Linked DNA regions of Mus musculus: all the other regions are linked to region 2. A link is a loop called in an ENCODE intact Hi-C map of the cell type or tissue named here. Cell type or tissue: heart. All regions are shown on one strand.

Region 1 (8,000 bases), 86 kb before region 2:
AGAACAACTTACACTTACAGGCTGTGGTCTCATTAGTGCAAGGATAGCTGTCTACCAACAGAAGGCCCAAAGAATCCAGTGGTTCTTCAGTACACAGGCTGGATGTCTCACCTGGTCTTCAGTAAACACTGGAATCCTATAGAAGTAGGCTATAATGCCATTGGCAAAATTGACTTGCCAGTAATAGTGAGAGCAAACAGTCAAAGAGCAAGAACTTCCTTCTTCCATGTCCTCTCAAGTCAGGACCATGCCAGCAGAAGATGTGGTCCAGATTAAAGGTAGTTCTTCCCACCTCAGAAGATCTGGATTAAAAGTGGGTCTTCCCACCTCAAATGATTTAATTAAGCAAAATGAAATAAAATCCCTCAAAAATGTGCCTGGCCATTTTTTTCTTCTTCTTTCTTTCTTTTCTTAATCTTTTTAATTTTAAAAAAATGTTTGGTTTTTAGTTCATTCCAGATATAGACAAGTTGACAACCAAGAATAGCTGTTGAAGCCTGCTCCTTTAACTGTAACTGTATTCAGTCTCCATTTTGCTCATAAGGTAAAATTAAGTTCAGGTTCTCAGACCCCACTTCCAAGAAGTAATTATCAATAGCTGACACTGAAAAATTCTCCCAAAAGGCCATAGCACTATGGTTGTATTACTTATGCTGCTATGTCAATGCTCTGAAACTCCCCTGTTCACCACCCATTCACTTAGGACCTCAGCTAGGACCAATCAGCTTAAAAGTCAGCCAAAATGTAGAACTGTCTCCACTCTTGACTTCTACTACTGAATTTGGTTTTTCTTATAAAAAGTCTGCCCTAAGAATAGACTTGTGGAGCCGGAATCAGACGTCTCTGTTGCGGCCTGCGTTGTGTCTCCTCCTCCGTTGACCCTGCGCTTCAAGGATGACCTCTAGGAAGAAAGTGTTGCTGAAGGTCATCATCCTAGGAGACTCTGGTGTTGGAAAGACCTCTCTCATGAAGCAGTATGTGAATAAGAAGTTCAGTAACCAGTACAAAGCCACAATAGGAGCGGACTTTCTGACCAAGGAGGTGATGGTGGATGACAGACTTGTTACCATGCAGATCTGGGACACAGCTGGTCAAGAACGGTTCTAGTCTCTTGGTGTGGCCTTCTACAGAGGTGCAGATTGCTGTGTTCTGGTGTTTGATGTGACTGCCCCCAACACTTTCAAAACCCTCGACAGCTGGAGAGACGAGTTTCTCATCCAGGCCAGCCCCCGGGATCCCGAGAACTTCCCTTTTGTTGTGTTGGGAAACAAGATTGACCTGGAAAACAGACAAGTGGCCACAAAGAGGGCACAGGCTTGGTGCTACAGCAAAAACAACATTCCTTACTTCGAGACCAGTGCCAAGGAGGCCATCAATGTGGAGCAGGCCTTCCAGACAATTGCTCGGAATGCCCTTAAACAGGAAACAGAGGTGGAGCTGTACAATGAATTCCCTGAGCCCATCAAACTGGACAAGAATGACCGGGCCAAGGCCTCCGCAGAAAGCTGCAGTTGTTGAAGGGGCAGTGAGCACAGAGTCCTTCACAGACCAAGAACACACACGTAGGCCTTCAATATGCGTCCCTCCTCCTCCAAACAGACCAGAACGTGAGCTCTCACATCCAGCTGCCAAAAGAAACTCCACCAAACAGTTATCCAACACACACACATACACAAAACACACTCATGCACACACAAACACATACACACAACACACACACAGCAAGCAAACTCCAGCCTGTGCCTGTCAGGACTCCTGGGGCAGCTGTCCCCCCTCCCCGTGAGCCCTGTGTATGGCAGGCATAATATGGCAGAGACCCTGGGTGCTCTGGGGTGCAGTGGGCATGGAAAGCTTACTCTTTTTGTCCACTGGAGAGTGAGAGAACTGTTCACAGTTCATCTGTGTCTAATTATCTGATTTTTTTTAATGGTCTTATGGTCTTTTACCCCTCCCTCCTTGAAGGTCCTGTGGGAAGGCTGGTACCCAGGCTCCGTTCTGAGCAGGCTGTTTTGTATGTATCTCTTAATGCTTGTTACTTTTAACTAATCAGATTTTATTACAGTATCCATTTATTATGTAATGCTTCTTAGAAAAGAATCTTATAGTACATGTTAATATATGCAACCAATTAAAATGTGTAAATTAGTATAAGGAATTCCTGGATTGTGTGTTTAAGTCCTCTAACACAGGCATGCAAGGTGGAGGGTTGAACCCTGTCTGGATTACAGAGTGTTAGAGACTCAAGTGTGGAAGTCCAGCTAGCGGCAGTATTCTGTACAGTAGACACAAGAATTATGTACGCCTTTTATCACAGACTTAAGAGCCAAAAAGCTTTTCATCTCTCTGAAGGGAAAACTGAACTAGACAGTTCCCTTCTGTGTCTAAATTTTCCAAAAGGTTGATTTGCATAATATAGTAGTGTATACAATGGATAAATTGCTGTTACTTCAAAAATTAAAATTCTCATTTTCTCCCTTTCTGTTTTTTTTCCTTATATTCAACACTTTATGATGCCCTTATGTCACTATCCTACTCAAAGAGGAAAGGAGAACTCACCAGACCTGTCCCAGTGACTCTACCTTTGTTCTAGAAGGCGCTCCTTTCAGGGTTGTGGTACCTGTAGGTTAGCAGACCCTCCTCCTTTCCCACCCACCCAAGTGTGGCCCAGCACTAACCCACCATCTCTTGGGTTGAGCCCTGGCAGTTCTGTCTTTTCCCGAGGTCCTGCCCTGCATCATGGCTTGCTTCCCGGAGCACTTCCCCTTCAGAGGTCTACATTCTAGGGTGTAGGCTGATTTCTTCTGTAAAGAGATGAATGTGATGCCAATAAAATTTAACAAGAACAAAGAAAAAAAAAAGAATAGACTTGTACCACAATTGGGCTCCTGAGTCCTTTTTTTTGTGGTCTTGATCAATCAGTCTTGGTGTACATTCAATAAACTATTTCTGCTTAACTGAGATCAGTGTTCCTATGGTTTGTGTAGTGATTCCTGAACCTCAATAGCCATCACGATGTTTTTGCTAAAAAGTATAGACTCCTCATCCGAGTCCACAAGGTAAACGAAAGCCTGGCATCTCTGCCCTTATATTCTGTACGTGCCTACTTTACATTAGCTCAGACCTCTGTTTGATTGGTCTACCAAACCTACCTCAATGCCCTTCCAGGCTGAAGGAAGAGAGACAAGTTATTGACCTAAATCTGCATTCACTTTGGGTTCTCAGAAGAAGAAAAAGGTTCAGGTGAGAACAGTTATCCATGTGGGTGAGGGAAGATGCTGGAGCAAACATAATCATCTCGACAGACGAAGTGAATTTAGCTATATGGATTTGACTCCCTGTGGGTTGCACTTGCACACCTGCCCAGGAGCAATCTAGATTCTCAAATGAAAGACACATACACACACACACACACACACACACACACACACCAGTTAAGTTTTGACGTGTTATGACTAGCTCAAAGACTGTGCACTCTTAAAACTTCCCCTGCTAGCAAATGCTCCTCTCTGGTACTCCTGAAACTCCTAAACCTCCTGCTACCCCAGGCCTAATGGGGAAGTGACCAGTGTCGATGTCATCTCAAGGATCCTAGCTAATGACTCTTCTGGTCCCATTAAAGCCTCCTAGAGGACCTTAGCTATTAGGTCAAGCTGGGGCACTCAGATTCTTCCAAACCATGCCATGACCAGGAAGGCCCTTGGATGCTGTGTAATGCTGGAGTTCTCATAGTTAAGGTGAGACCCATAGGTAGACATGGTGGCTTACATCTGCAATCACACGGAAGCAAGAGAATTTAGGAAAATTGGGGCTACACAGTGAGACCCTGTTTCAACATATCAAAAAAAAAAAGAAAAAAATCTAGAAATGCTTGTGCCCAAGGGTAGTATAAGCCTTAGAAGCTTGACCTTTTTATAGGGAGATCTGGGCTCCTGAAGGTGAAAAATTCTAACCACATGGTGCAGGCTTTTGAAGATTTGGGGCAGTATTTCGATTTGAAATGGGCTTGCTTGGACTATATCTTAATAAATTGTCTATGCATGGAAAGAGCTTGATCTCAGGAGGAAACATACGAGAGGCTAAGTATTTGGTTGAGACCTACCTAAGGAAGTAGAGCTGTCCTGGAAGCCCTGAGGTAAGACAGCCCAGATAACTTATTGGGTCATTTGGGTAGAGGCTTGCAGGCTGGTGGCCTTGGGCACCTGACAGATGTGTCAAGCTTAGCCAGACATTATCTTTCATCTCTTATGCTGAGGAAGGAAGCCTCTAGATGGAGCTCTAGTACTTCCCAAGAGAGGCAAAGGCCCGGCAGCTGCTAGGGCCATGGACTGAGCCTGATGGGTGTCCCTTTTGTCTTCTTATTCATCTCTTTTGGCTCTCATCTTGGTAATTAAACACCTTGAAAGCTACACTTAATAAAGTGAGGGAAGGGGTTTGGGAAATCCCTGCTCTAATTTTTGAAGCCTTTGTCTAATACCTGGAGAGGACTGGTTTAAGAGAACGTGCAGCCAGTATAGTCTGGCTTTCTCTACTCTCAGGGTCTAGACTAGTATATTTATGTATGGTTTTAATAAGGATGAACTGAAAGAGAGCAGGATCTTCAGAAAGCCCCTGTGCTGTCCGCCGTAACTCACTATAGTCAGCGGGGTTAATAACACCCTTCTCAATCCTAGGACACAGGCATTCACATAGCCCCAATGAGCCACTCCACTCCTTCACTGTCAACACATCTGGCCAGACTGGACCCTGAAAGGAAACTCACAAAACTGAACTTGGTGCACATCACTGAGAAGAGGAATGGGGAGATGCTTGTCCTGGAGAAGAGAAATCCTGGTGACCTTTACGTCCCTTTCATTAAGGAGACCGGATGAGAAGGGGAGCAACAGGCATGCAAATGCCCAGTCCAGATGTGCTGCAGCTCCACCTAATGAGAGGGAAGGACACTTAGCCAGGCAGGGGCAGACTCTGACCTGACTGTACGGAATCTGCTTTCTTCCGAGAGGAGGGAGAAGTCCTCATACTTTGGGCGGTCTCACTCTGGATGAGCTCTGCCACCACTGGTGCCTCACATTGAGAGAGGCTCCCCGGAAAGAAGAGAATAGTTCCTGGTGGTGATGGGTGGGGCAGGATGTCACCTTCAGGTCACCAAAGGGTTGCCCTGGCCAGAGATGTTCAGTTGCAAATGGAAAGTAAGGATTTCCACAGTGGACCAAAGGAAAATGCTGTCTGTCACCTGTACCTTGATGGGTGACTGTGATCTGGAGTCACAGCTAGGGGTCTTTGAGTCTAAATGGAGAGCAGCCCCAGCTAGAGACCTTCAGTTACACATGGTTCATTCAGCTGACCACAAGCACCAGAATGAAGAGAGGACAAGAGAGTCCCTGTGCAAGTCTCCAAAATATCACGGGTCCCTGATAGGAGGGGAACTGGGCAGCTGGAGGGCAAGAAGGGATGAGTAAAAAGATGTCTGTGTGTAGGTAGTAAAAAGAATTTACCCCTCAACGATGAACAGCGCTGTAGAAGTAAAAGCTTTAGAAGAATAAACTCTTTCCTTCTCCCCCACCCCCACCCCCAAGAAGAATTTATCAAGGATGCAGTGTAGTGGATTAGTCTGGTACTACTATGTATCCAAATGCTAAATATCGTATCCCAAGACCTGGTTGCTCCAAGAAAATAAAATAAAAATAAAGGAAGCCCAAAGAAGCAAATGGCATCTTAGATGACACACACAGCTTCGAGACACAGAGATACTTTAATGTCAGTTCCCTGGTCACTGGACTCTGTTCTCCTCTCACCCATGTCCTGCCAATGATCAGCTTTGGCATTCATACGGTAGGTAAACTGAAGCAGGCAGCCGTTGGGGGTCGGTGCTTAGAGCTGCTGACAGGGGTGGATCCAGATTCTTTCAGGGGTTGCTGCCAAAGGCAGCCATTGATTAAAGAAGTTACGCAGCAGACTTCTCTGAGGGACAAAGCTTAGTTTACTGGGGCTGGCACTTCCGAGGGCCAGCAGAAAAACTATGAACTCTTTTAACTCCTTGGGGCTATCAAGAAAGATAAGGAAATACACATACAGTGCATGAAACAAAAGGCAGAGTCCAATAACTTCATACACACAGAGATATATGTATACATACATGCACACATGGATACAGATGTACACAGACATATAGACACATAGAATGGTTAGAGTCAAGCTCCAGTAAGCAGGCTCCAAGCATTTCACACATACACATGCATACATATGTACATGCAATTGGTGGATGGAGCAAGCTCCAACACACACCCAGAAAAGTTTACATATGTACATACATTCACATGGTTGATGGGTGGAAGGAACCATGTTCCAGTTCTCTGTCACACAAACTTTACACATACACACATAATTGATGGATGGGAGAAACAACGGTCCAGCCCTCCACACTTTATTCTTTCTTCCATAGCTTATATATCCCAGCAAAATCTTTCAAGCAGTATAAAACTACAATATGATTACATTTTTGTTTTCTTTTAGTAAATGATTATGAAGATCCAGTGTGTTTCCCAGTGCCTTTACAAGAAATAACACACTGTAGTACAGGCAAAGAAAACAAATTATTCCCCAAAACCCACATACATTCATAACTAAGCAACTTGTCATAGACTAACAAAGTGTAAGAAAGGAAGGTAATCTCTCCAGTTTCTCTTACTGGCAGGCAGTAATTTGCAGTTACAAAGAAAGGAGTAATTACTTTATTATTTATCTTTAAAAGCAATCTTATAAGAATCTTAAAAGAATCACAAATCTAAACTTTTATATAAAAATCAGTCATATCTACCTTAAATCCTCAGAACGCACATCTACTCATCAGCAATTCTTAATAAATCATACCAGGGAGCTGAGGGCAAAAAATGGGTGTAAGAAATCAACCACCCCCTCTCCAGTCTCAGTGAGAGGCACATCAGCCAGGGCTGCCATTGTTCTTGTTCCCTGACCAGAAGAGGTCCCTAGCTTGACTAGTAAGAGTGTGCCTTTCTAAACTTCAGTTTGCTTCCTAAGATTTTTTTTTTAACATCAGAGTCAGTAGTGAAAACATCTCAACCTAGCTTTACTAACAACTTTATTTTTCCAAATGTTTTCTAAGGGTGGTGGTCACCGCTGACAATCTATGTCTCTTAAGTTCTTTCCTAGGGTGAAGATTCAATCACAAGTTCTCTCCAGCAGCAATGCCTGAAAGAGATCAAGCACTATTGTTGTAAGTGCCAGAGAGACTGCCCAGTGAGGGACTGGAAGCCTCCTAAAAGTTTTCATGCAGTTCTTCCATTAAGAGAGATGTGAGTGCAGCAAGCAGAGCAGAACTCCATAATAGCATGAAGTCCTCAGGACACATGGTCCTCGGAGTTGTGCCACACCGAGGCTTACCCATGTGCCTGTGGTAACCTGTGGGCTGCGTTCCATGAGTACTAGAGCCATTTATCATTCCTCCTGCAAGGGCCCTCAGCAATGTCCCATTCTTGTCCCCAACTCTACTGGCACAAATTATTAGATGGTTTCTGTAAATGCCAACCCTTTCCAAGTGAAGCTACCTCTGCTCACATCCTCCCTGTGACATACAGATGTGACATACAGATGTGACATACTTACAGTATAGGACTCCTCCCTCCTGGCCACAGCTGACTGGACCCTGGATCAAGAAGCTACAGTTTGCAGCGGAGGGGCCCGTTTTACGGCTGAACGGCACCCTCTTGACTTCATCCCTTCATCCGCTTTCAGCCTTTCTGATCTTTAGTAATTCCAAGCTAACTTGAGGTATTTACTTACTTGCTGGAGTTTTGAGACAGGGTCTCATGTAGTTCAGTTCATTAAGCAGTTGAGGCTGGCCTTGAAGAACTCCTTCTGCCTCTACCTCCCACGTGTTGCGATTGTATGTGGGCACCACCGCACCCCTGCCCACTTATACTTTAGACAACTGAAAATGCTCAAACGAAGACGACCTCCTTGTTTACCTGTTGTTACTTAGACCT
Region 2 (8,000 bases):
TGTGTGTCTGTGTGAGGGTGTCAGATACCCCCCCCCGGGGGGGGGGGAACTGGAGTTACAGACACTTGAAAGCTGCCATGTGGGTACTGGGAATTGAACCTGAGCCCTCTTGGAAGAGCAGCTACTGTTCTTAACCACGGAGCCATCTCTCCAGCTGGTAACAGGTTTTAAAGTGGTTATTATTGTTGCTGTCCTCCGCCCACCCCAAGAGTTATTCAGCATCTGCCAGCCTACCACAGGAATTCTTGCTTCTCTCTCATCACCCAGGTAGATCCCGCTCTACTTCCTTCTTCAGACTTAACTATCAAGGTCTTCTTCCTCTTCCCTGGCAGTTGGGCACAGGCTCACAGCTCCAATTTGGGGCTGCCAAGCTCATCATGCCATCCCCCTTGTCCACCCTCTTCCCTCAGACTGTTGTGCAACTTGGCATTGCTGCTTCCTGTGTATGTAAATAAATGCTGTGAGCCAGGTTACAGCAGAAATGTATAAGCTGTGGGGACTCCCACCAACACCAGGCCTGGTCCCTCTAGCTGCACTTTGGCTTCCGGCAAGGATGAGTCCAATCCTGATTGTATTTTTTTTTTGTTTGTTGACATTTTGTGTGTGTGTGTGTGTGGGGGGGTGTATTTTGTCTGTTTGCACACTGCATGCATGCATGGTGCCTCCAGAGGTCAGAAGAGGGTATCCTCTAGACCTGGAGTTACAGATGGTTGTGAGCATCTATGTGAGTGCTGAGAAGCAAACCCTGCCCTTTGGGAGAATAGTCAGCGCTCTTAAGCACTGAATCACCTCTGCAGCTCCTGCTGCACAATTTTGAAGGGGGTCAGTGCAGGCTGTGGAGGAAGGGCATGGGTCCTAAGCTCCTGTTTTGTCTTTGTGGGCTATGACCACTTCATGCAGAGGAGCAGAAAGCCAGGCTGCATAGAGACTTGGAGACTTGGGTATAGTCTTCCCTCGTTTGTGGCTTTACCTCCTTCTATTGTGCTCTGGTTTTCCTACACTTGTTCTTTTCTATAGAGTAATGAAATATAATTCATAAGCCTTTGATACAGGGGGAATGAGGTAAATGAAACTTTTCTGATCAGATGGATGGCTTTTTGTTTCAGATGGCCTGGAGTCCTGGTGAGGTAGAGAGTCACTGTGAACTCCTTGGGGACAAGGAAATCTAATTCCTTTGAATATCCGCAGCCAGCCTTTGTTTAGGCCTAGTTAGTAAGCAGTGGTAAGGCATCTGTGGACAGTAGGCAATCATGGGCCACTCTGACTAGCAGCTGATGAATCTAAAGAACTCGGGGCTTCTAGCTGCCTCTTTCCAGGCTTTGTGGAGATCCCTGCACATTCCAGAGCTAAGCAAAAATCCTCGGTGGCACCCGGTTCTCGTCCTCACTTGGTCCAGAGAAACAGCTCTCACGTATTGGGTCTGTATCCTATGCCTTTCAGAGGGCCCTGCAGTACACGGATGACTCTAGGTCTTGGACAATGCCTGAGCTCTGTGGCTCAGGTGGTGTTTATACTCCAGTCTGGGAATTTCACAGCAGAAGCCCCTGGGAGCTAAGCTATGGAGTAATGATCTTCATTTGAACGTAAGGGAACTGAAGCCTGAGAGGTTCTTGCTTATGGTCCACAGAAGGCTCTCATTGTCTCTCAAATGGAAGGAGCCAAAAAGTCAGCTCCCTGCCTCTCCACCAGCACTCCCTGGCTGTGCACAGGCAGTTACTGCCACCCTCTGGCCAATGTGACAAAACTCCTGCCTGTGTTCCCTAGACTAGATCTTGCAGTCCAGGGATCCTGGCTGCAGAGAAGAAAGCCAGTCCTACGAGGTTCCCTTGAGAAAGAATCAATGTGTTCTTACGGGCTTGGATTTGTATCCAGACCCCTGCCCTTAGCCCCAGAACAGACCTGTTCTCATCATTGTCTGCTTCCTTCCTATTTGTGATCTCTGACCCCCCCCCCCCCAACGCTGCAATGAGAAATAAAATGTTCATGAAGACAAGAGATGGTAAATTCTCTTGTTATGACCCTAGGGATCAGCTGTAGCGTTCCCCATGTATCTGTAATCCTAGTGGTCTGGGCAGTTAGAGGGCAAGCCCAGAGGAGAGAGAGTCCTAGGAGGGCAGCTGAGACCTCCCCTCCACTACATACATCTCTCCTCTCTTACCAACAGAGTGTGAATATGCCTGACCTTACCCCTCTCACATCTAAAGTCACCATGTTTCATCAGTGACAACAGTAATACCAGCCCATCTCCAGGGACTACCTGTCCACTCTAGACCTTGTGTAGAAAAATCCTCTTGGGCCAGCAAGATGGTTATGCAAGCAAAGATGCCTGGCATCTCTGAACTCAATCTCCAGGACCCACATAGTGGAAGGAGAGACCTAGCTTTTACAAGTTGTCCTATGTATCTCTTCTCGACTAGTAAGAGTGATAAGATTTCAGGTCATCTCAAGAACCTGATACAATGCCTGTTCTTCCCCGTCCTCATTGAAGAGCTGGGGCCGCCCCCAATCAGTCTTATGCCCTCCTCCTTTAACTGTTATATCTTTCAAATTAAAGCTTTTGTCCGAGAGTTTATGCTTTAGACTTGGTTTTTATTTCTACAACCACGGAGACAAAGTTCTCTTACAGGTGCTATCCTCAGCTATAAAAGAAACAATGGCGGGGGCTGGTGAAATGGCTCAGTGGGTAAGAGCACCCGACTGCTCTTTCAAAGGTCTGAAGTTCAAATCCCAGCAACCACATGGTGGCTCACAACCATCTGTAACATGATCTGAGGCCCTCTTCTGAAGTGTCTGAAGACAGCTACAGTGTACTTACATATAATAAATAAATAAATCTAAAAAAAAGAAAAAAAAGAAAAAAGAAACAATGGCCTGTATTTTATATGTTCTTTGTGCCAGACACTAGTCTGAGCCTCTCACATACACAGCAACCTTCTTTTAGTTTTGATGGTAAGGGTTGGTCTTTGGTTTTGAGAACAAGATCTTGTATAGCCCAGGCTGTCCTTGAACTTGCTATGTAGACAAGGATGACTCTGGCCTCCTAATGTTCCTGCCTCCACCCCTAGGGTGCCAGGCACTACCAGCATGCAGGACTACCATGCTGTGGATATTTTTAAAAATTCTTATATCAGCCCCAGTGAGAAATTTCTATTACAATCCCTATTTTAGAGATGTCACCATAAGGAAATAAAACTTAACTATCTTAGAATAAACACAGGCATTTTGGCTTAGAGCTTAAGTCCTTATGTGCCCCATATGGAAACAGAAGGGGCCCAAGTTCCATCCCTAGGGGTGTGGAGGAGTAAAGGAGGGGCTGCCTAGAGGGATATATCCACAGAAGGCAAGAGGCATTATGGGAAATGCTTCAGCCTACAGACTATGGTGTGTGTTTGTATGTGTTAATGTTTGTATGTGTGTGCACATGTGTGTGTAGGTGTATGTGTGTGTAGGGGTATGTAGGTGTGTGTGTGAGAGAGAGAGAGAGAAGAGAAGAGAAGAGAAGAGAAGAGAAGAGAAGAGAAGAGAAGAGAAGAGAAGAGAAGGTCAGCTATGGGGCAAAGGAACAAACATTAGAAAAGTGGGCTGGAGTCCCTGTTCTGAGGCTTTACAACAAAGGGTTTTAAAGAGGACCACAGTCAGAGGACCTCGAGCGCCCTCTGCAGGACATATGTAACACACCTCCCCTCGCCCCCACTCTAGTTTCCCTCTTTCACTTGCTGAGTAGAAGATAGTGCTCTGCTATTGGACTGCTGATTTAGGTCTTCTCTGGGAAGTCACTTACATATATCCAACTTTTTGACGGAGTAGTGGCAATCCTTTCTGCTGGGCACATGGCGACCTCCCTGTCCTTGTAGGTGTAGACTGAGGCTGTAACTCCGTGGTGAGCCTGTAAGAGGGAGTCAGGTGTGGCAGACATGAGCCTGAAATGCTTCTACACACACGTGACTCTGGGCTGCGTGGTGACACTGCTGTTCTGTGTCACTCTGCTTGCTTCGTCCTGTCTCTGGGTTTGCTCTGTCCAAGCTCGTTGGAAAAGCAGTAAGCCATTTTTTAGGAAGAACCAGAATCCTGGGGCCATGGCCTTCCAAAGAAGGACTGGGTATACTTTCAGAGCCTTTCAGGACAGGGCACACAGCTCTGTCACACCCGCTGTCTTCAGTTTTGCTTGATTTTATTGTGAAATCTTTTCATTGTCTTTTGACCTGCAAGATCACAACTCTTCCTACAGATGTCTCAGTGATGCACAGTTACTCTGTCTCCCAGATTTGCTCTATAACACACATAGAGGAGATCTAGGAACTTTGATAGAAAAATAATTATATTTTTATTTCTCTTAACTTCTAGCAGAAAGGTGATGTTTTTCTTGATCACATATGTGCACAATAAACCAGGAGGCATTAACAGTAATTGACTTGGTCACTAAATCAAACCACAGTATTGTTCCTATTTTATTACAACCACTGAAGATAATTCAAAGCATTGTGTATGTGTATTGATACTTTGAAATCACAGACGGTATTAGATCTGTTGAGCTCAGGTAGGTGTGTTATTATTTTGCATATTTATGGCTATTTTGATGGAATTATTTCCCTTTAATCCTATGTGGATATTGATCCATTTATAAATATTATTCTGAGGCAGGACTCATAGTCTTGATTGCATGTCAAAGACATTCATTGTACATAAGAGGCCTGTTATTCTTGCTTCACAGTAGACCATGCTAATGACCTCATGTGCTTGGTGCTCTGACAGTAGAGAGGTGAAAGGTAGGGGTTTAATATAGTCTTTGAACAAGCATATCTGGAGTTCACATCATAATTATTCAGTCACTGAAGAGCACACGAATAATTCAATGTCCAAATTCTACTGGAATTCTCTCAGTTCTCTGTTTGGCATCTTGAAACAGCACTCTGAGGTATTTTTCGGCTTTGAGTTTGAACGACAGAGTTATAGCCAGGCCTGGTAGTGCAGGCCTGTCACTCTAGAGATACTGGAGACTGAAGCAATAGAAGCAGGAATCCAAGGACTGCCTATGCTACAGAGTTACAGAGTAAGTTATAGGCCAGCCTAGGCAATTTATTGAGAACTTGTTTCTAAATAAATAAATAGATGGCTGGGATGTAGGCCAGCAGGAGCATGCTTGCCTAGCATAGGCAACATCCTGGGTTTGAATTTATGCGCTATTAAAAAAAAATATATAGGGAATGGCTCAGCAGATAAAAGTGGCCGCCTTCAAGCCTGATGACTTGGGTTCCATTCCTGGGCTCCACGTGACAGAGACAACTAAGACACTCAAGTTGTCTTCTGACCTCCATTTCTACACCATGACATGTGTGCACACTCCCATACGTGCACACAACTTTTAACAATATTAAAATGTGGCACTTTAAAAATTACAGAGCTAGGTTGTTTTAGAAAACCTTTATTGTAATGATTTTCGAGCTTTTTGCTGTGGGAGATGGGGGGCGAGGCTGGGCTGGAAAGGAGAAGGAAAGAAAAAGAGGACGAAGAAAAAGCGGGGAAAAAAAAAAAAAGAAAGAAAAAAAAACAGAAGAAAAAACGAACCCGGGAAGTCATCAGAGAAGCTTTCTGAAGCCTGTTAGCAGCAGGCTGCCCTAGGTACTCCCCGCCCACTCTCCCTGGCTCCACCCTCACCCCAACCCCGCACGCCAAGGCAGCAGGGGGGCGCTCTGCCGGTCCCGCCCGCATCCCAGGAGAGGCCCCGCCCCTTCGTTAGCTCATCCACGAGCGCCACGGTCGTGCTCCACTGACGTCAGGCGTGCTGTGCGGCTGGCTGTACGGTGGTGAGTTGGTGTGCTGGGCAGAGTTGGGGAATGGTGGTCTTTGGTGCTGTTGCCTACTAGGGCGAGAGGGCGACTGAACCGGGAGAGTTGGAGGCCACCACAGCAGGTTTGTTCACGGAGGCTCCAGGAGTCCAAGGGTGGCTTTCGTGACTCTATTTAACTTGGCTAGTCCGCGAGGCACGAGTCCCAAGGGCAGACAGAAGGCCCATAGGTGGACTAATTTTGCTCCCAGATAATGTTTTGTGCATCCCGGAAATGAGGGTTGGCTTCTTTGCGGGGTGGGGAGGGGAGTAGTTTCCCCTTAGATAGAGGACTCTGGGGAGGGGAGTAGTTTCCCCTTAGATAGAGGACTCTCTTAATACCAGTCCTATAGTAGTTAGCCACGCTGTTAGGTAGCAAGCTTCACGTCATTGAACACTAAGCAGAGAGTGAGTTCCTTTTATTTCAAGTACCATGTGGTATGGTGCGTTACAGACGTGCCTGAGAAACTTTCATAGACGCATGGGTTAGTCTCTGGGAAGCCTGAAGAAGGACCTTTAAATCCAGCCCCGATAACTGGAAATTTTCCTAAAGAGAGAGATGGCATAGAGGCCTCTTGGGATTCTCTTGGTTCTGAAATTACCTGTCATGAGACATGTCTTAGTAGTAGGAACTGTGTATTTACCTACGCTTCCGTCAGCTGCTCTAAGCCTCTCTCTTCTAGCCAGAAGAACGGAGCTAGTAAGAGTGCCTACTAAACGGCGTTAAGGAAGGTTCAGTGAGCTAATCTGTATAATAGTTAAAATAGGATCTGATGCAGTACGTCCTCAAAGGTTCAGCCTGATGGAACTGCACACCCTATTTTGAGGGTAGCTTTTTAAAAGTTGACTCCCTATAAACCTTCTTACTTGTAAAATTGTCGTTTTTCTCTATTGCCAAGTGTGAGGTTCGTATGGGCAGAGAGGAGGCAGTATCACTAAGAGGGCTGGTCTTCATGCAGTTTGTGTCTCAACTTGTTTGAGCCAAATTGTCAGGAGAGCTTTCTAGTCTGGGCAAGGTCCTGTTCTTGAGTCACAAATCAGTAACAGTCACAAGTCAGCACACCTGATTAAGATCTCTTAGGCCAGGACTATTTAGAAATCATGTGTCTGTCTGAGTTTCTGTTCTTGGTAAACATTTGTTAGTCTTTGGTTTGCATATTTGAAGCAGGTAGCATGAGCCCAGATGTCTGAGCTGTATGTACGGCCTGTTAAGTGAGGATGGAACTGAGGGGCTGTGAACATGGATTAGAAGACAATTCACACTCTTATATTTGTTAATTTCTAGTTGAAATTTAGCATATTCTCCCATTATGTTATATTCTCACATAACAAGTATTAAATATGACTTTGTTAACGGCTTTAGCGATCACAGGTGTTTTCATATCAGAATGTTGTGATGGGATTGTTGTTTGTTTTGAGACAGGGTCTTGCCAGAAAGCCAGGCTTAGTACCTCCAAACAATTAGGATTACGGAACTGCTGGCAGGATGTTGTTTATGTCCTGAGGTTGCGGCATCTTTTAGACTTGCTGATTCTTATAGAATGTGATGATAAGGAGCCATGTGTGTTTTGCTCTCATAAGTTTGGTTTTCATGTTTTGACAAGATTGTTTTCCACATAGAGCCTATGCCTAGATTCTGTTTGTGAATTTTCATACTCGATTATATTTATTTATAATTTTAGAAGATGTGCAGGGTGTTGAATCTTTTGAGTCACGTGATGCCCAGTTCTGAGTTCGCTTCTGCCTTGTTTCTGCTCTCACTCTATGAGAAAGTGTCTTTTCTCTGGGGTTTAGTGCCATGCCTTCTCATTTTTGTGTTTTGGTTGCTTGTTTGGTTTTGGTAGTGAGCCCGTGGTGAAGGTAACCCTCTGGCATGGTGCCGGAGTGATAGCCCATGTTCTTGCCCAGTGCAAGAAAGCTGTAATGAGTCTTAGAGAGAAAAATAAGTATTTTAGATAAGCCCTGTTTAGGTTGAGTTCAGTATTAGTGAATTACTAATGTATGGTCAAACAGAGTCATATGCAAACAAAACAAAGCAAAACCATAGCATGTGATTACATATTGAGCACTTGACAAAAATGTGTCCCAGAGGCTTTCAGTGGCCTACCTCTGAGTCTCCAGAGGAATGGTCTGATACTGCCCACTAGTGGTAACTTTATAGAACATAGTTACCACA
Region 3 (8,000 bases), 160 kb before region 2:
ACAAACTGACATTTTTAAGAAAATAAAGCTAGAAAAAAGCTGTGCCTTTAATCCAAGCACCTGGGAGGCAGAGGCAGGCAGGTTTCTGAGTTCAAGGCCAGCCTGGTCTACAAAGTGAGTTCCAGAACAGCCAGGTCTACACAGAGAAACCCTGTCTCCAAAAACCAAAAAGCCAAAAACCAAGAAAATAAAACTAGAGACCATTATGTTAAAATAAGTCAGATTCAGAAGTACAGATATTGTATTTTCTTCTCTTATGTGGAATCTAGATTTCAAAATAAAACATATATGCCAAATGCATGACATTCTGGCTGAGAAGCTCACCGGACAGAAGAGAGTTATATTGCCCATATTTAAAGTTATATATAAAAGAGAAGGCAGAACTATGAGTAGGCAGAAGGATTAATGGGTACAAATCACTTGACACAGTGTTTCTGAGTTTGAGCCCCCAGAAGTCATGTAAGCAGGATATAAGGTTGCAAATCAGTCTTATGGATAAAACAGGAGGTAGAGACAAGAGAATCCTTCGAGGTTTGTCTATCAGCTAGGCTAGCAGAGGCAGTGGCAAGACAAGATCTTTTCTCCAATATGGTGAAAGATAAGGACTAATACCTGAGGCTATTATCTGACATCCACACATGCCATGGTATACACAGGCCCACATTCATACACAGAAACACACACATCATTCACATACAAAGATTTGTAAATGTCTGCAGGAACATACACACATGTGACTATAGAAGGGATACTGTTTGGGAAAAGGAGGAGACCAGCAGGAAATAGTGGGGACAGGAGAGAGCAAGAGCAATAAAGGAGTACAGAGAACAAACATGAAAATGTCATCAAGAACACCTCCGCCCCGCCCCCCCCAAGGGTCTCACTGTGTGGCCGAGGCTTTTGTCTTGAGTGATGGGATTAAAGGCCTATACCACCACCAATGTTTTTAACAGGTTTTACACACACACACACACACACACACACACACACACACACACAGAGGCTTTAAAAAAAAAAAAAACTCAGCCATAAAAATTATATACTCAAAATTAAAATTTTTATTCTGTCTAGAAAGCAAGACACATGGATCATGCCTGAAACCCCAGAACTGAGGACTGGATTGCTGAGTTCATAGGACAGCGTGGGCTACAAGGAGTGAGGTCTCAGTCAGTATGAGCTATGTGAGACCTTGCTTCAAATTAAAGAACAAACTAAAAACAAAGCCCCACAAGACTCTTACCTCTACTTTCTCTTTTAGTGTTTTAAACATTGACAATATAACATGTTCTTCCTCCATCTGATGAACTTCTTCTCGACTAGGCCAAATGTCATGCAGGTAAATTTCCTTGCCCGTAGAGTCAGTACCTGATCAAAATTGTAACATGGTATTCAGTACACATATTACAACAACCACCACCAAAAACCAACACCTCAAAGCATTTCTATCTTTTCAAAGAAAAGTCACAGAAATCAAGTAACTGATTTAACAATGGGGTGTGTTTCAGGTTTAAATATTGCAAATCAATTACATATACATATTACATTCTTCATATCAACAGACACTAAGAGCAGAAAAATAGATGTTTTAAGAAAGTAAACAAGTATTGCATGTTTTCTTTCATATCAAGAGTATGGTTTTAACAACTTCTGGAGACAGTGCACATAAGTATGCATATAAACATACAGATAATATATAGAAAACACACCTAAAGGCTCTGTCTGGAAGTCTATATTCACTGTGCCTGCTATGGCATAAGCCACCACTAAGGGCGGAGAGGCGAGATAATTGGCACGGACACAATCACAGAGACGGCCTTCGAAATGTTTGTTTCCAGATAAAACTCCACAGGTAACCAAATCACCCTAAGGGGGGAAAACAAATATACTTGATTCAAGAGCTTATATATACTCACACAATTATAAAATTTGTCTCAACTAATTTTAGGTGAGATCCAGACAACAACAACAAAAATTTTTACTAAGTTTTAATTTTAAGTATAGAACTACAATTCTTATACTTTAATAGTTCCTTATATTACTAAGGAATTAGTTTTAAAATATACAAGTAATTCTTTGCATTATTTTAAGATCCACAAGTTACGTTTCCTGAGAGTTTCCAGTATAAATATCAATATACACACTGTTTATAATTTACTAACATGATATAGCTGAAACAAGCTGGGGCAACTCTCAAAGAGGCTCACAATTGCATTCATAAGTGTGTCTGAGTTTTTAAACTAGCATCTATTAATCAACTCTGATGCTTAAGTAAATATTGAAGCATCCTTATTAAAAATAAACAATAAAAATGCACTTAGATGTGCTAATCTACATTTTTACCTGTTTTACTGCATTCAAAACTGCTTCTGATAAAGGTGCTGTATTTCCTACACATGTTGAACATCCATAGCCAACTATGTCAAACCTGCATTTAAAAAGTGAAGCATGACTGGACAGTATGTAAAGAAAGGACAAGTCTTCTCTCTGCATTTCCCTTCTAGATGGTTGTGAGCATCTTCTCTCTTTATTTCCCTTATCACAGTAAGATTGCTTGCTTCGTAAGAATTAACCATCAACACATGAATCTCACAGTTTTAAACATTAAAGTCTCACTGGTAGCATGTTCTTTGAACTGATTATAAATCTCAGAAGAGGCCACATAGCCACACTATCTGTACTAGATCAAAAGAACTTTAACAGTATCAGAAAGCTCCTCTGCTCTAACTAGAACTAATAAAACCCCTTTTAAAAAAATCATGTGTCCAGGTGGATTTCTGAGTTCGAGGCCAGCCTGGTCTACAGAGTGAGTTCCAGGATAGCCAGGGCTACACAGAGAAACACTGTCTCAAAAAACCAAAATCAACAACAACAAACAAACAAAAAATCATGTGTTTCCACTCGAAAGGCATATTTCAAACTATAAAACATAAGGATGACCTCACTATAACAGTCATCAAAGGTCCCAATTTACTAGTGGAAATAAATTATTCAACTCTGAATAAACTACACCTAACAAGAATCCCTGACAGTAATTCCAAAGTAAGATTACAAACATAAGCCTCTAAATTACTTTAGCTGCTGCTCTAAAAGCAAAATTAAAAAAAAAAAAATCTAAAATTTATGAGGCCTTAAAAAAGGATAATTTATGTAAAAATATTATTTTCTAAAATTATACTGTTATCACTTAAATATGAAAGAAATTTAGAAGTTGTTTCTCTTAAGCTTCATAGATAAATTAACCTCACATTGCAGACCCAATAACTTTGCAAAACCTAAATCAAGACAATCTGTTCAATTCCCCCCACTGCTCCCCAATACAAGATTTCCCTGTAGCCCTGTCTGACCTCGAACTACCTCTGTACACTAGGCTGGTCACACATTCAGATATCCCCCTGCCTCGGTCTCCCAAGTGCTGGGATTAAAGATGTGTTCAATTAAATTAATCCAACTTGTATTATTCCTTTACTCTTTTCTGAACTGAACATGACTCATGAGAATTAGATTTTCCTCACCCCACTCTTAACAGTAACAGCCCTGTCCTGAGGGCTACAGACCATGTGCTTGACCTCCAAGTGCCTCTGCTATTCCCAACCACCACCTGCTTCTTAGGCACCAGACTATGTGGATGGCAAGGGAACAAGTGAAGGGCTCTGGCATGCCCGAGCACGGCAAGCATGGCGCTGACAGGTTTTTTCTTTCATCTTTCCTTCTCCCCTTGCTAAAATAAACACCATTAAACTGTATTGCTAAAGCTTGTTCCCAAGGTTGATTCCCTTATTTGTCACTGACTCATTCCTGAGATTTAAACACCAAGATCCAACAATCAAAATTCATTATCTGGCTATCAAGATTCACCAACTCATCCGAGCACAGATTTCCCCCTTTTCTCCTTAAAAATCCACTCCTGCAAAAAAAACAAAACAAACAAACAAAAAAACCAAAACACTTGCTTGCTTCTTGCTGCTGTGCTGTCTGACTTTGTACCCTCCCCTATCTGCTAGCCCCTCTGGGTATAAAATTTCCTTTTTGCTGAGAACTTGGTGTCTGGGTGTGTCTTTTACCAACTCTGAGGGGGCCATCCACCCTTTTAAGTGGTATTTTTCCTTTTTTACCTCTCTTTGATTCCTAACAAATATATTTATTAACTGCTGAATACCAGTCTAGGTATAAATAACAGAAGTGTCACTCACCCTAGCTTGCTAAGATAGGGTAGCACTCCACTTGAACTGAGGTAATGTGTAACCATCCCACTGCCTGGAGACAAACTTGTTCGTATATAAGGTTTAACTCGTAGACCAATTTCAACAGCCTTTTTAGCCAGAAGACCTGTAAAATCAACAAACAATGACTATGACAACGTACCCTTCACATTAGAATAAAAACCAAGAAAAGGGTGTTTAATATCGTCAACTACAATTTATAATAAAAAGCTAAAAAAAAGTTTTAAGATTTATGTTTTAGTGTCTATGAGTGCTGTATCTGTATGTACACCTGCATGCCAGAAGAGGGCATCAGATCCCAGTGTAGATGGTTGTGAGCAGCAGATATGGTTGCTGGGAGTTGAACTTCGGACCTCTGGAAGAACAACCAGTGCCCTTAACTTCTGAGCCATCTCTCAGGCCCATAAAACCTTAATATCATTACTGTGTGCATTTTACTCTACCTATTCAGTTCACTGAAGACAAATTGAAATTTTTAGTAAAGTAGCATCATGCTGCAGGGTAAGGAGGGTAAGGCTAACACCACAGCATCACACAAACAGGGAAAAAAAGAACATTCATATAGAACTGCTACTGATGGAATCAATGCCATAATCATAGTAAACAAAGAGCAATTTAACATTGGTAATGCTGTCACCCGGTACACAAACTGATGGTACGTGTCAGTAATTCTCCCCTTGCACAGTATACTGTGATTGTAAACTGGTGGGAAAAAATCCCAAGCAATACCTGCTGAGTAGTGTTACTTTTAAATTTACTGAAGAGACAGAAACAATTTAAAATTAATAGGTATGTAAATTATAGGGTTTTTTCAAAAGCTACCTTCTGTGTTAAAAAAAAACCACTACAAATTAAAAGCTTAACAACTTAATTAAAAATTTCAGTGTCTCGATATAAAACACAAACACAGATACATTATCTAAGAATGAGAAATATACCAGGAAAGCAAACAGTAACTTACATGAGAGAATACAGTTATAAATACCAACCTACCTGCAGCAAGCATCACAGATGGATTGCAATTATTGGTACAACTGATAACTGCAGCAATGACCACGGATCCATGGGACAGCTTATACTCACTTCCATCATAACGAACAGAGACAGTGTCACTTTGTTTTTCTGCTGCAACTTGGAAGCCTTTAAATCCAACCTATAAATTTGTATGCAAATATTACAGACTTGGTAGGACTAGTAGGAAACACAACTTGGACATCAAAGTTCTACTGTGACACATAAGGTCCACACCATTCAGAAGGTCCAATTCATCTTAAACAAGATTTGAATATTTACAGGAGAAGTCTAGTGGTGTTCATAAACAATACTTTTTTATATATTGATTACAGCCAACCACCCAGAATCCAGTCCCAACTCAGACATTTCCTAGTTATTCCTGTTCACAGGAATTTTCAAAAACACGATAGAAACTCCTCCTATTCTAAAGATCTGCCCCAATGATTCAAGTGTGTGAGTGCAGAAGAGGTAAATAAGGTTTACACTGAGTTCATTAGTGCTAACGTTGCCTGGCAAGTGTACAGCAATTTATCAGAGACCACCTTACTTCTGAACATGTTTAGTATTTTCCAAATAAAAAGTAAGGAAACTATAAAAGTAAGGATTGGCAGGCAAAGCCAACTCTACTGTTTCCTAACAGACCAAAGTGACAAAACTACAGCCATGACTTTAAAGGCAAAATCAGAAACCCCAGAGCCAAAGTTATTTTGTTTGTGTTGGTTTTTTTTTTTTCAAATTCAATGAAAATAATTACGCAGTGCAATGGTTTCTTCCTAGTAAGAAGTCTGTAGTAATGATGCCCAGTAAAACATTCTTCAGTGATATAAACGAGTTCTGTTCTATCACGCACCTGATTAGCACTTGAAAGGAAACCACTGTGACTGAGAAACCTCACTTTATTAACTTCTGATTACTTTAAATAGATATAATCCAAACTCTGACCCTCTTGAGGCTGCTAGCATACACCATAGCATATGAAGAAAAAAAGAAAAGAGCAGTAGACTGAATTTAGAAATCAATCCCAAACTCTGAGGCTCTTAACTACTTAGCACATAGCATAACAGTAACAATAAAATAACTTACCTTTTCATTTAAGCAAGCCTGAAAATCACTTTTCATATCTGTTACAGCAACCCTATCCTGAGGCCTTTTTGGACCACTGACAGATGCAACTATTGAATTCAGATTAATCTGTATCACCTAAGAAAACAAGAATGGAGGAAAAGGAGATCAGAATTTCCAAGAATAAATACAAAAGCAAACATTACTTTGTAAGCAGAACGAGTACATCTATTTTAACACAACTTATAAAAACTATGGCTTTTCCTATGTTTTTCTCTACAAATATAAATACTATCAAAAGGGCTGAGGATATAGCTTAGTTGCTAGAGGGCTTGCCTAGCATGCAAGAGGCCTTGGGTTCTACCCTGAGCATCACACAAAATCAGAATTGATAGTATATTGCTTGTAATCCAAATACCTCAAAAGCAGAGACAGGATGTTTATTAGTTCAAAGACATCTTCAACTATATAGTGAGCCAGTCTAGGCTATATAATATATAAGGCTGCCCTAAATAACAACAAAACCAAAACCACTGTCACAACAGAAGCCTGCACAAGAACTCTGCTCATCATCAGCTCACTGCTCTGAGTTCTAATCCCAGCCATGCCTCACTCTCAGATCACGAAGTGAATGGTTAGTAAACATTCTCCCCTGTCACCTCATATGTGATGCCTGGTCAACAGAGCATGCTAAGGGAATATAACAAAGAAAGGTTTTCATTCTCTGTGTGGCTTAAGAGGATCTTACTGGCTAGTTTCCTATGAGATGGCTTTTATTTCTTGGTTAATAAGTCATTATTTTTGTTAAAATCTCAGTTTCCAATTAGTTATTTATTTTTCCAAATATTAGTATTTCCTTTGTGTATCTTATGTGGTTAGGCACAGCAAATTTAATCATTCTTCATTATAGTCTCATCACAGCCATGATTATTCTAAAGGACCCTACTATATTTAATAGGTTCAACTGATCCTAGTCTTTGACCTAAATAAACACTGAAGACATTTTTTTTAAAGATTTAGTTTTATTTTATATGTATGACTATTTGTCAGCATGCACATGTTTGTATACATGTGAACACGTGTCTGGTAGCTGTGGAGGCTGTAGAGGGTTGTCAGATCTGCTGGCACTGGAGTTACAGATGATTAGGAGACATATGGTTGCTGGAAACCCACCCAGGTCCTCTGAGAAAAGCAGCAAACGCTTTATCCACTAAATCATCTCTCTAGCCTCAATTAGTTTCTTTTGAAATCAATGTCTTGATGGATTTTAGCTTTATTTCCAAGTATTGTCAGTTTACAAGGTTAAAGAGGGTTTTAAAAACAAAAAACCATAGTTTTTTACACCCTAGGCAGCCCAGGTTGGCCTTGAACTATGTAGCCCAAACTGGCTTTGATTTACAATCCTGCTATAGCTTCCAGAGTCCTGGGATTCCAAGTATGAACGACTATCCTGGGCACAGCTAGGACTTACTTGTGTGAGGTATAGTCTTCTATTGTGTTGCTGACCTTAAACTTACAATGTAAAGCTGAGGATGGAGCGGCACTTCTGATTCTCCTGTCTCCTCCTCACTGCAGGTGTGGGTGACCGAGTACTGGAGACTGAACCCAGGGCTTCCTACATGATAAGTACTCTACCAACTGAGACATAACCCCAGCCTCTGGCTAGGGTTTTCTAGTAAGTAAGCAATTCAATTTTACTCTACC

Evidence for each region. Hi-C counts contacts between places; a loop is a spot of excess contacts. Peaks named below come from ENCODE experiments on the same cell type or tissue, not always from the same donor. Only the 100,000 strongest peaks of a DNase experiment are listed, where the experiment ranks them.
Region 1: it touches region 2 in a loop (7-fold over the local background); 36 of 42 quality-filtered maps call a loop at or near these places.
Region 3: it touches region 2 in a loop (11-fold over the local background); 6 of 42 quality-filtered maps call a loop at or near these places.

What each region holds. Positions count from the first base shown.
Region 1 is chr9:54,818,178-54,826,177 of GRCm38, reverse strand. It overlaps the pseudogene Rab7-ps1. Among named protein-coding and RNA genes, the nearest start is that of Ireb2, 42 kb to the left of the region's middle. In heart, a CTCF peak has its summit at 4,266 (motif pointing right); no DNase peak of the experiment used is centred here; H3K27me3 peaks cover 2,115 bases.
Region 2 is chr9:54,732,279-54,740,278 of GRCm38, reverse strand. It overlaps Wdr61 (WD repeat domain 61), which reads left to right and starts at 5,730. Exons shown (of 11, transcript NM_023191.3): 1 at 5,730-5,804. In heart, CTCF peaks have their summits at 1,727 (motif pointing left), 3,669 (motif pointing left), 5,693 and 7,964 (motif pointing left); a DNase peak (open chromatin) is centred at 5,778; H3K4me3 peaks cover 2,381 bases; H3K27ac peaks cover 2,269 bases.
Region 3 is chr9:54,893,813-54,901,812 of GRCm38, reverse strand. It overlaps Ireb2 (iron responsive element binding protein 2), which reads right to left. Exons shown (of 22, transcript NM_022655.3): 11 at 6,318-6,434; 12 at 5,214-5,373; 13 at 4,191-4,326; 14 at 2,341-2,425; 15 at 1,707-1,863; 16 at 1,241-1,365. Among named protein-coding and RNA genes, the nearest start is that of Hykk, 19 kb to the left of the region's middle. In heart, a CTCF peak has its summit at 4,479 (motif pointing right); no DNase peak of the experiment used is centred here.